Regions from separate parts of the Homo sapiens genome. Here region 2 is linked to region 1. Evidence: chromatin contacts called from ENCODE Hi-C or POLR2A ChIA-PET data. All regions are on one chromosome and are shown on one strand. The core of a region is the stretch at or near the end of the contact, and the rest is flanking DNA. Distances in the headings are between cores, read along the strand shown.

Evidence for each region. Hi-C counts contacts between places; a loop is a spot of excess contacts on that map. ChIA-PET counts read pairs that join two places held with the same protein, here RNA polymerase II (POLR2A). Pooled maps may share reads with other maps.
Region 2: a loop to region 1 is called in a map with no recorded cell type, with 5 times the contacts of the local background. The contact joins two enhancer-like sites. A Hi-C loop is called at or near these places in 1 of 37 single-sample maps with no recorded cell type and 2 of 50 pooled maps. POLR2A ChIA-PET finds 5 or more read pairs at or near these places in 1 of 52 experiments (AG04450).

The regions. Positions count from the first base shown.
Region 1 is chr14:50,057,983-50,063,088 of GRCh38, reverse strand. The region is part of intron 2 of LINC01599 (long intergenic non-protein coding RNA 1599); the gene reads left to right. Among named protein-coding and RNA genes, the nearest start is that of LINC01599, 45 kb to the left of the region's middle. RefSeq lists enhancers at 100-309, 780-849, 1,340-1,519, 1,720-2,009. Within about 2 kb of position 1,953, at least 35 of the 41 ENCODE cell types and tissues checked have a DNase peak (open chromatin) inside an H3K27ac peak, as active enhancers do.
Region 2 is chr14:55,104,902-55,110,007 of GRCh38, reverse strand. No RefSeq gene overlaps it. Among named protein-coding and RNA genes, the nearest start is that of LGALS3, 22 kb to the left of the region's middle. RefSeq lists enhancers at 1,849-1,948, 1,495-2,694. Within about 2 kb of position 2,052, at least 37 of the 41 ENCODE cell types and tissues checked have a DNase peak (open chromatin) inside an H3K27ac peak, as active enhancers do.

The sequences.
Region 1 (5,106 bases), core at 704-3,203:
CTCCCACTCAGCCTTTGGAGTAGCTGGGACCACAGACATGTGCCATGATGCCTGGCTAATTTTTTGTAGAGGTAGGGTTTTGCCATGTTGCCCAGGCTGGTCTTGAACTCCTGAGTTCAAAGCAATCTGCCCATATCAGCTTCCCACAGTGCTGGGATTACAGGCATGAGCCACTGCACTGGGCCTGAATCTGTTTTTTCTAAATTGACAGGTTACTTTGTTTTTTTACTGCTACAGTAAGAAGCACCCTCCCCCAACCCCAGTTAATCTCTGTGATAGGTGGGGGTGGGGCTTAGGGGAAGGGTGACTCACTAGACAGGAGTTGAAAATGCCTGGGTTTTTGTGACACTAACATCTGTGTCCTCCATAGATGGAGCTCACATCACGGAGCTCATGAGAAGCTGAGTGCCAGCTACCACACACACATTCAGACATTTGCTGTCGGGCCACGGGCCATGCTGATGGAGAAAAGGTAGCCTAAATTCTCTGGTAACGGGGGTGAGAGAGAGAGAGAGAGATGTGGCGATGAAAATAAAGAATAAGGAAAGGAATAGCGACTTCAGGGGACTTTGCCTGGGTTGGGGCTCAGGCCGGGGCCTGGGAAGTATGAGAGACAGAGGGTGATAAAAGGGCATCAGGTGTTAGAGAGCAGCTGGACCAGAAGACCCACCATCCGGCAGCAACACCCAAAGACCTTTGGTCACATAATGTGGGGACGGGGAGGGAGGAGCTCTGGCACTGGAGATAGCCTTGGGCACCTGGCAATGCCCTCCCGCCCCTTCCCCGCTGACTAGTTCACAGAGGCCTTGCCCCATGCCACTGCACTGCCTTGACACTGACACACAGCACTGCCGGCCCAGGGACTTCTCAGGGTCCAAACCTCCTACATTCCCAGGGCTCCCAGAAATCAGAGCTGAACCCACAAGGCACACAGAGCTGGGCCTCTGAGCTGGCTCCCAAAAAGAAGTGTGTTGAGGGAAACATTCTCAGCAACATTGAGAATGTTTTCACTGGACCACTGTTTACCTTGTTTAACGAGAAGCTGTCACTAAGCATTAAGGTTTCTTTGATTTGGAGACTTCTCTGCACACCAGAGAACCAGTGGCATAGGGTTGCCTCCTGCTCTGCACAGTGTCTTCCGGGGCTGCTGGTGGCAGGATGTGGCGGCCTGGTTCAACAGCTGTGATTAGTGACCCTGATTGTAGCCGCTAGCTGAGTGATTGTAAAATCAGGAAGTGAGGAGGGTTTTGTGTTCCCTCCTGGCCCCTCCTGCAAGGAACTCTGGATGGAAAGGTGAACTTGCTAAGTGCAGTTGTGCTTTGCTGACATCTGCTCCCGTTTTTGCCCCTTCACTGCTTTTAATGAATTCTGGGTTCAGGCACCCTGAGCCCTGAACGTATGGAATCTGTCCTGGGAGAATCTGTTTGTTTTATAGAGGTGGTGATGAGCAGAGGCATCCAGGCAGGTCTATTCATGTGGGAAAGCAGAGAGTTGCCCTGGATCCTACTTAAGGCCAGACCCTTCAGGTCTCCAGAGGGGACAGGCCTGGCACTGTCTGTAAGCAACTCTCGAAGAAGCCAGACTTTTCCTGTAAATGTATAACCAAAAAAAAAAAAAAAAAAAAAAAAAAGACTATTTTGGAGCAAAGAAGCCAGAAAAAGGGCTAATGGGGGATGAGAGCGTAAGCCTGGCCCAGTGACCCAAATCCTGAGTTTGTGGAGGTGTTTACAGGGGCTGAACGGCCAGGCCCAGGCTGGCCCCAGGGAACCCCCAAAGGCCATGAGTGAGGCCTGCGTTTTGGGGTATGCTCCTTGTTTCCTGTGCCGGCCTGTCTCCACATGCTGGGTGGTTGTGAAACAACGGCTTGCAGTGACTCAGCTTTATAAATAGGACATTTACAGTGAAAATTACAGGAAATTCCCAGAGTCTCCTGCGGGGGCTTATTTTAGGTGTGTGGCTTACACAAGTGAAACCCCAGCCACCCTCTTCCAGCCTCTTCTCCCTGCAGCATCCTTGGGTATCTGATTTGAGGCAATTGCTTCTGTTCTGTGACAGGAAACCACCCCAGGAGGTCTGAGAGAAATGAGGAAAGGAGGCGTCCATCTCCAGCCCCATTCAGACACGCTCCTGGGAGAGAACAGCTCACATTTGGCTCACGCTTCTCATATGCCGAGCGCTCTGCTGTGTTACCTCAGTGACTTTCACTGACTCCCAAGGAAGTGATGGGGATGGGGAAACTGGAATTCAAACCCATTTCCAACTCCCTCCGGATCTCGAGAGATTAACCACAGACACAACTTTTCCTGAACACAGAACAAGAAGGCAAAAGGAAGCAGAGGTCCCTGTTTTCAGGAGAGGACAGGAGAAAGGTGCCAGTACCCTGGCCTTTGGTTATATTTCCCTTTCCCTCTTCAGTAACACATTTCTTGGCAGGACATCTTTTCTGGAAAACCAGACTTGAGCTTGGAGTGGCTCAACAGCCCTTGCTGTAGCTAGGTTTGATGGAGAAGCTGAGAGAGCTGCCTGCACCCGGGTAGGAGGCTCTGTCATGGAGGGGCTCAGGCCATTGCAGGTTTAGGGCCTAAATGTTGTGCAAATATTTGCCCAACAACTCCCAGTGTGCCTTGGAACAAGCAGCAGGAGCGGCCCTGGCTGAGTCCCTGAAGAGAAACGTGGATGTGATGACTTTGAATGGCTCCCAGCTTCTACTTCCTCATAATTTGCCAGGATCTCTGTCGCCAACGAGCCTGGTTACAAGGAGAGGGGGCTCCGTGCTAGCCTGCTAGGCATGATGGAATCTTCCGCATTCTCCAGATGAAGCCCGCACACCCATGCCTTCATCAAGCAGCAGGCACTGCCAATGCGTTTTTGAGCTACAGATTTGTATTCCCAGCAATCTGTGAGATTCTCCCCCTAGATCCTCGCAAAGCTTCTGAATTTATCGAGTTCAAAACAGAACACCCAAACTGGCTTGTCTTGTATTCTCTTTCAGTTAAGGCTGCCTTCCCTAGTCCCCCTAGTTAGAAACCATTGGCTCATCCTTAACCCTCTGCTGCTCTGCCCTCTCCCTCCCGAGTCTGATTGATTCTCCCTCCTAGCTCTCCCCTCAGTGCCTGGAGTGCATGGGTCTGACCCAATGGGTGGTTGGCAGGGGTAGGAGTGGGAGTTGGGAGGAGCACATGACCCAAGCTGAGCTCATTAGATCCCAGGGTTTTTCTAGCTGCAGCAGGCTCTTTTCTCTCTAGATGCTTGCTGGAAGGCTGGGAATCCAGAGGGGCCTGTGGCCATGCATCTGCAGCCTGGCAAAGCCTGCCTGCAGCAGCGAGGGGACATGCTGCAGGGAGAAGCCATGATGAGTGGTGGAGAGAGACTTCCTGAGGGGACAGAGCTCCCAGTACAGCTGTCCCCAAACCAGGTCCACCCCCTGCCCCCATCCATCCTTCACAGGCCACCAGGATTCTTTTCCATGTTCTCCAACTTTTTGTTTTAAAAAAATCCAACTACAAAGAAGTTGACAGAATAATTCAGTGAATACCTACATACCCTTCACCTAGATTCACCAGTTATTAGCATTTAGTGACAGTTATGTTCTCTTTTTCCCTATATATTCATGTATGTGTGTTTTTTCTGAACCATTTGAAAATAAGTTGCTGATGCCATGACACTTCTCCCCTACATATTTCTGCATGTATTGCCTAAGAATGCGAACATTTTCCCCACAGTCACAATACCGTGATCACATTCAAGAAATTTAACAGGGCTGGGCGCTGTGGCTCATGCCTATAATCCCAGCACTTTGGGAGGCCAAGGCAGGTGGATCACGAGGTCAGGAGTTCAAGACCAGCCTGGCCAACATGAAACCCCATCTGTACTAAAAATACAAAAAATTAGTCAGGCGTGGTGGCAGGCACCTCTAATCCCAGCTACTTGGGAGGCTGAGGCAGGAGAATCGCTTGAAACCAGAAGGCAGAGGTTGCAGTGAGCCAAGATCACGCCACTGCACTCCAGCCTGGTCAATAAGATTGAAACTCTGTCTAAAAAAAAAAGGAAAAAAAAAGAAAAGAAATATTAACAATGATATAATAATATCTAATATTAATATATATCCACATTCAATTTTGCCAAGTGGAATTTGTTTATGGATATAAGATATTATGATAGTTTTTTTTCCCTTTTCAATTCAAGAGCCAATCATGGATAACAAATTGCATTTAGTTGTCTTATCTGTTTAGCCCCCGTAACCTAGAATTGTTTTCCTGTCCTTTTTTATATTTCATCATATTAGCATTTTTTGTATCCTTCAATTTGGATTTGCTTTTTCCTCATGATTAGAGTCATGCTGTATATTTTTAACAGAGATAACACTGGATTCTTTTCAGTGTATCACATTAAGAGACACATGATGTCAGTTATTGGTGTGTTAAGTTTGATCACCTTGTTAAGGTGGTGTCTGCCAGATCTTTTCATTGTAAAGGTACAATTTTCCCTTGATACATGGGAATAATTACATATATATATATCTGTTCTTGTAAAGTGGAAATTAAGTATATGTTCTTATGCTGGTTCCCTTGGCTCCAATTTCCACAGGTCAACATAAAGAAGGCCCAGTTGCACCTGCACACACAGTGGGTTGTGTTAGAGGGGAGGAATGCTGAGCTTAGAGAATCAGCATCTTTTATGATAGGCAATAAGTCTCTGACCTCTTCTGCAGAAGACATTATCTTTCTTATACTAGGCACTAAGCATGCCTGTACTTTGCTCCAAAGGGAGAGTCTTGTCTTCCAAGGCTATTTGCTATTCAAATGCCTTTGGAAAGAGATTCCAGAACAGAGGCAGTGAGTGCTCCTGCTCATAAGACACCCACAAATGCTAGAGACGCATGGAGAACTGTCTCCCAACAGATCCTGAAAAATTATCTTTCTACAACACAATCCAGTCATGTTATTCCCCTGTTGTGGCTGGTGGCCTCCCAATTCCTAGTCTCTGCACCTTCAGTAGCAGAGACCCCCACCTCCCCTGACCCACAGCTGTGCACATGGCTTTCCAGAATTTGGTCTGTGTTTCCCATCTTCTCTCTCAGCAAGGTGTGGCTGTATGATTAAGTTC
Region 2 (5,106 bases), core at 803-3,302, 5.0 Mb before region 1:
GCCATACAGTGTCATTCTCAGGGAATGTTTAGGTTATTGCTGTCAGGCGTGTCTCCCATACACAGATGTGTCTACCATACAGTTGGTCCTATCTTTTTTTTTTTTTTTTTTTTTTTTTTGAGACAGGATCTTGCTCTTTCACCCAGGCTAGAGTGCAGTGGTGTGATCATAGCTCACTGCAGCCTTGAATTCATGGGCTCAGGCGATCTTCCCACCTCAGCCTCCTAAGTAGCTAGGACCACAGGTGTGTGCCACCACACCTGGATAATTTTTTATATTTTTTGTAGAGATGGGGGTCTTGCCATGTTGCTGAGGCTGATCTCAAACTCTTGGCCTCAAGTGATCCATCCACCTCAACTTCCCAAAGTGCTGGGATTACAGGCAAGAGCTGCTGCTTCTGGCTAAGAGCTAGTCCTGTCATTATTACAAATTTACAAATAAAGAAATTGAAACTGGACTGGCCACAGTGGCTCATGCCTGTAATCCCAACACTTTGGGAGGCTGAGGCAGGTGGATCACCTGAGGTCAGGAGGTGGCTCATGCCTGTAATCCCAGCACTTTGGGAGGCCAAGGTGGGTGATGGCTTGAGCCCAGGGCTTCAAGACCAGCCTGGGCAACATGGTGAAACACCATCTCTACAAAAAATACAAAAATTAGCCAGGTGTGATGGTGCACACGTGTATCTCAGCTACTTGGGAGGCTAAGGTGGGAGGATCCCTTGATTCCAGGAGGTGGAGGTTGCAGTGAGCTGAGATCACGCCACTGCACTCCAGCCTGGGTGACAGAGAGAGATCCTGTCTCAAAACAAAACAAACAAGCAAAAAAAAAAAAACTCGGCCAAGTTCACAGTTAGTAAACGACAAAGTTGGAATATGAAGCCAGGCATCTTCTTGATCACTCCTAATCACTATAGTGTACTACTAATTACCAAGAAATAGACAATAACAAAGGTAGCAAATAACAAGGCAGGTAACCAAGCATAGTCATCAGTGATGTCGCACACTGTGAGTGGGACCAGGCCTCTCATAATCCTGCTTCCCTAATTTCTTCTTAGAAGCTCTAGTGGGACTCAGCCGGAAGCTGTGGCTTATGCCAGTGATCCCAACACTTTAGGAGGCCAAGGCAGGAGAATCATGAGGTCAGGAGTTCGAGACCAGCCTGGCCGACATAGTGAAACCCTGTCTCTACTAAAAATACAAAAATTAGCTGGGCATGGTGGTGCACATCTGTAGTCCCATCTGCTCAGGAGGCTGGGGCAACAGAATCGCTTGAACCCGGGAGGCGGAGCTTGCAGTGAGCCGAGATGGTGCCACTGCACTCCAGCGTGGATAACAGAGTGAGACTCCGTATCAAAAAAAAAAAAAAAAAAGAAGCTCTAGTGGGACTTATATCTGGAAAATCCCTCTCCCACTCTCTCACGGCCCACAGGATTGGCTGCTGGAGTCATAATTTCTCATGTTAGCCTGGAGTGAAATTGGATTACCCTAGTTAGGGACCTTGCACCCAGCAGCGTCTTTCAGAACCTCCTCCCCAGTGTTCATGTGGTTAGGGACTGTTCTACTCAGCAGTTGCCCAGCAGTTGCTTTAAGTAGACAGGCTGTTGTCTGGTGACTCATCTGGGGCCTCAGGAGGCTTCGTGGACGGCAAGCTGCCTTCTGCTCCCTTGCTCCTCTCCCCTCGCCCTCCTCCGTGGAAGTCCTGCCAGGAAGCCCATGGTCCAGCTCACGTCTTTGCTCAGGTGCCTCTGCCATGTGTTACCTAACTAGGGCTAAGGCTGGTTCTATCCTACTTCAGACAGTCCAAACAACTCTGAACTTCATTTTCCAGCAGCTGAGTGGCCCTAGGACCCAGGGCCTGTCGGCCTTCTCCTGTGCCTCCACCCGCCCACGCTGACCACTGTCCTACAGGTCAGAAGCAACCACTCCCACCCCCACTCCCCGCCTCTCAGTAGGTCTCTTCTCACGGCAGAAGGCCCCAGTGGCCTGCTCCGCTCAGGGATCCAAGCCTGCGGAGGACTGAGCCAGGGCTCCCCAGCTCACGCCTGCAGCCTCGTGCTGCTGCCTGATGACTCATCCTCATGCCCATGACTTCCTCCCACGCTTTATTTCAGGAAATTACTTTGGAGAATGACCTCGATTTTTTTTTAAACAATAGAAAAATACTTTTCATCTACAGGGAACAAGCGACAATCCCCAATGCTATTAACTGTTCCGACCCCTGCAAAAGAGGCTTTATAAAACCAGGCTAACAAGGACAAGGAAGGGGCAAATAGGGCTGTCCTGGTGAAAGTGGAAGAACGTTAACCATTTTGCTTCAAATAGAATAGGAAAGGAACAAGGGCAGTCAAGAAGAATGTAAACCTGAGAGAAATCGCATGTTAAGAGAAGCTCATCCAGCTACTTGAAGTGCCATCAAGTCTCTATGCCCAGACAAATTATGTCCTTGGGTGTGGGTTGCAAATTTTTTAGTAGTGTAACTTTTTCAGATAAATCTTAGAAGAACTCTAATTTAAAAATACCGGCCAGGCGCAGGTGGCTTACGCCTGTAATCCCAGCACTTTGGGAGGCCAAGGTGGGTGGATCACCTGAGGTAGGCAGTTCAAGACCAGCCTGGCCAACATGGTGAAACCCTATCTCTACTAAAAATACAAAAATTAGCTGGGCGTGTTGATGGACGTCTGTAATCCCAGCTACTCAGGAGGCTGAGGCAGGAGAATTGCTTGAACCCGCGAGGTGGAGGTTGCAGTGAGCTGATCGCGCCACTGCACTCCAGCCTGGGGGACAGAGCGAGACTCCATCTAAAAAAATAGACATAAAAATACCAAGGAGGCCGGGCGCAGTGGCTCACGCCTGTAACCCCAGCACTTTGGGAGGCTGAGGCGGGCAGATCGCTTGAGGCCAGGAGTTCCAGACCGGCCTGGACAACATGGCGAGACCCCACCTCTACAAAAACACAAGAATTACCTGGGTGTGGTGGTGGGCGCCTGTAATCCCAGTTACTGGGGAGGGTGAGACAGGACAATCACTTGAACCAGGAGGTGGAGGTTGTAGTGAGCCGAGATCAAGCCACTGTACTCCAGCCTGGGCAACAGAGTGAGACTCTGTCTCAAAAAACAATAAAAGATAAAAACACAAAAGAAATAATTTATGAATCTACATTTAAGTTAAAATTCATTTAGCATTCACTTCTCATAAAGTCAATCTATGAGAAAAATTACCATTTTGATGAACACCAAAATTTGAAATAATACAGGCATAACCATTGCAATCTTTTATCAAGCTCAGCATTTAATTTACTTCATATTGTTTTAGTTGCAAAAGATAAACACATATTTAAAAACAGCTTGCCTTGTCATTTATCTCATCTTAAAACTGATCCAATTTGGAAAAGGAATACCAGAACGTTTTTTAACTTTCAAAGTGAATTATTAAGACCACTGAAGCTGGATGCCATGGCTTATGCCTGTAATCCCAACACTTTGGGAGACCAAGGCAAGAGAATCACTTAAGTCCAGAAGTTTGAGATCAGCCTGGGCAACATAGTGAGACTTTGTGCAAAAAAGTTTATAAATTAACTGGATGTGGTACTTGGGAGGCTGAAGGTACTTGACCTCACTTGAGCCTGGGAGGTCGAGGCTGCAGTGAGCCTAGATCGTGCCACTGCATTCCAGCCTGGGTGACCAAGGAAGACCTTGTCTCAAACAAACAAACAAAAAAAGACTATTAAATTTCTTGTCCTAAATAAAAAGTTGGACACAAAACACAAAATACTCAAAACTTTTCATAAGCAGTAGAGCCTCAGGGTGGGTTACACATCGCTCGTGAATGCACAACTGAGGCATGACAAGAATATGAACCAAAAATCCTGAGCCTTGTGCAGCAGTTGTCTTCTCGGGAACATTGTCGCAGGAACAGATAGAAAAGGCCAGGGCAGACCCCTAACCTTCCTAATCAGTGGCACAACTCAGTAATTTTTGATGATGGAAGTAAGAATAGTAACAAGAGGCGGTGCTCTTGACTTGGAAGGGACACAAGGAAACTTTCCAGAGTGTTGGACACTGTCTATATCTTGTTATACGTAGTGATTATATGGAGTATATATGTGGGAAAATTCATGAGCTATACGCTTAAGAATTGTGCATTCTGCTGTAGATTAATTATACTTCAATGTCCTGTTAGCTGAAAGAGTCAGTGAAAGAGAGAGGGACAGAGAGAGAGGCAGGGAGGAAAGAAGGAAGGGCCCAGAAAGCTTCAATCCAAGATTTGCTCAAAAGACTGCCAGCAAAAGTTATGTGCCAGCATTATTATAATTTGGTACCTAGCACAGCAACACATTGTGTTTTCAGTTATAGGTTTTTAAATTTTTTTATTTTCATTTTTGTTTATTCTTTTGAGACAGAGTCTCTTAAGCCTCCCAGGTTCAAGTGATTCTCCTGCTTCAGCCTCCCAAGTAGCTGGGATTACAGGTGTCTGCCACCATGCCTGGCTAATTTTTGTATTTTTTTTTTTTTTTTAGTAGAGAGGAATTTCACCATGTTGGCCAGGCTGGTCTTGAACTCCTGACCGCAAGTGATCCACCCGCCTTGGCCTCCCCAAGTACTCGGATTACAGGCATGAACCACCAGGTTAAAGAAAAAAAATTTTTTTTAATGGAGGCTGGGTGCAGTGGCATACTCCTATAATCCCAGCACTTCGGGAGGCTGAGGCAGGAGGATCACATGAGCCCAAGAGTTTGAGACCAGCCTGGCCAATACAGTGAGACCCCCATCTCTAGTTTTAAAAAATAAAAATAATAAAATAATAAAAATAATGGAGATAGGGACTCCCTACATTGCTCAGGCTGGTCCTGAACTCCTGGGCTCAAGTGATCCTCCCACCTCAGCCTCCCAAAGTGTTGGGATTATAGGCATGAGCCACCATACCTAGGCTGTTTTTAATTATAGTTAAAAAAAATTTTTAAATCAAATCCAAGTATATTTAAATATAAAATTCAAATCAAATGTATTAAAAAGATGAAATTCAAATCACCAGTGACCTCACAATCACTCCTGGCAGTCTTCAAGAAATCATGGAAAACTGAAGAAGTGGTAGGTGACCAGGGATGAAC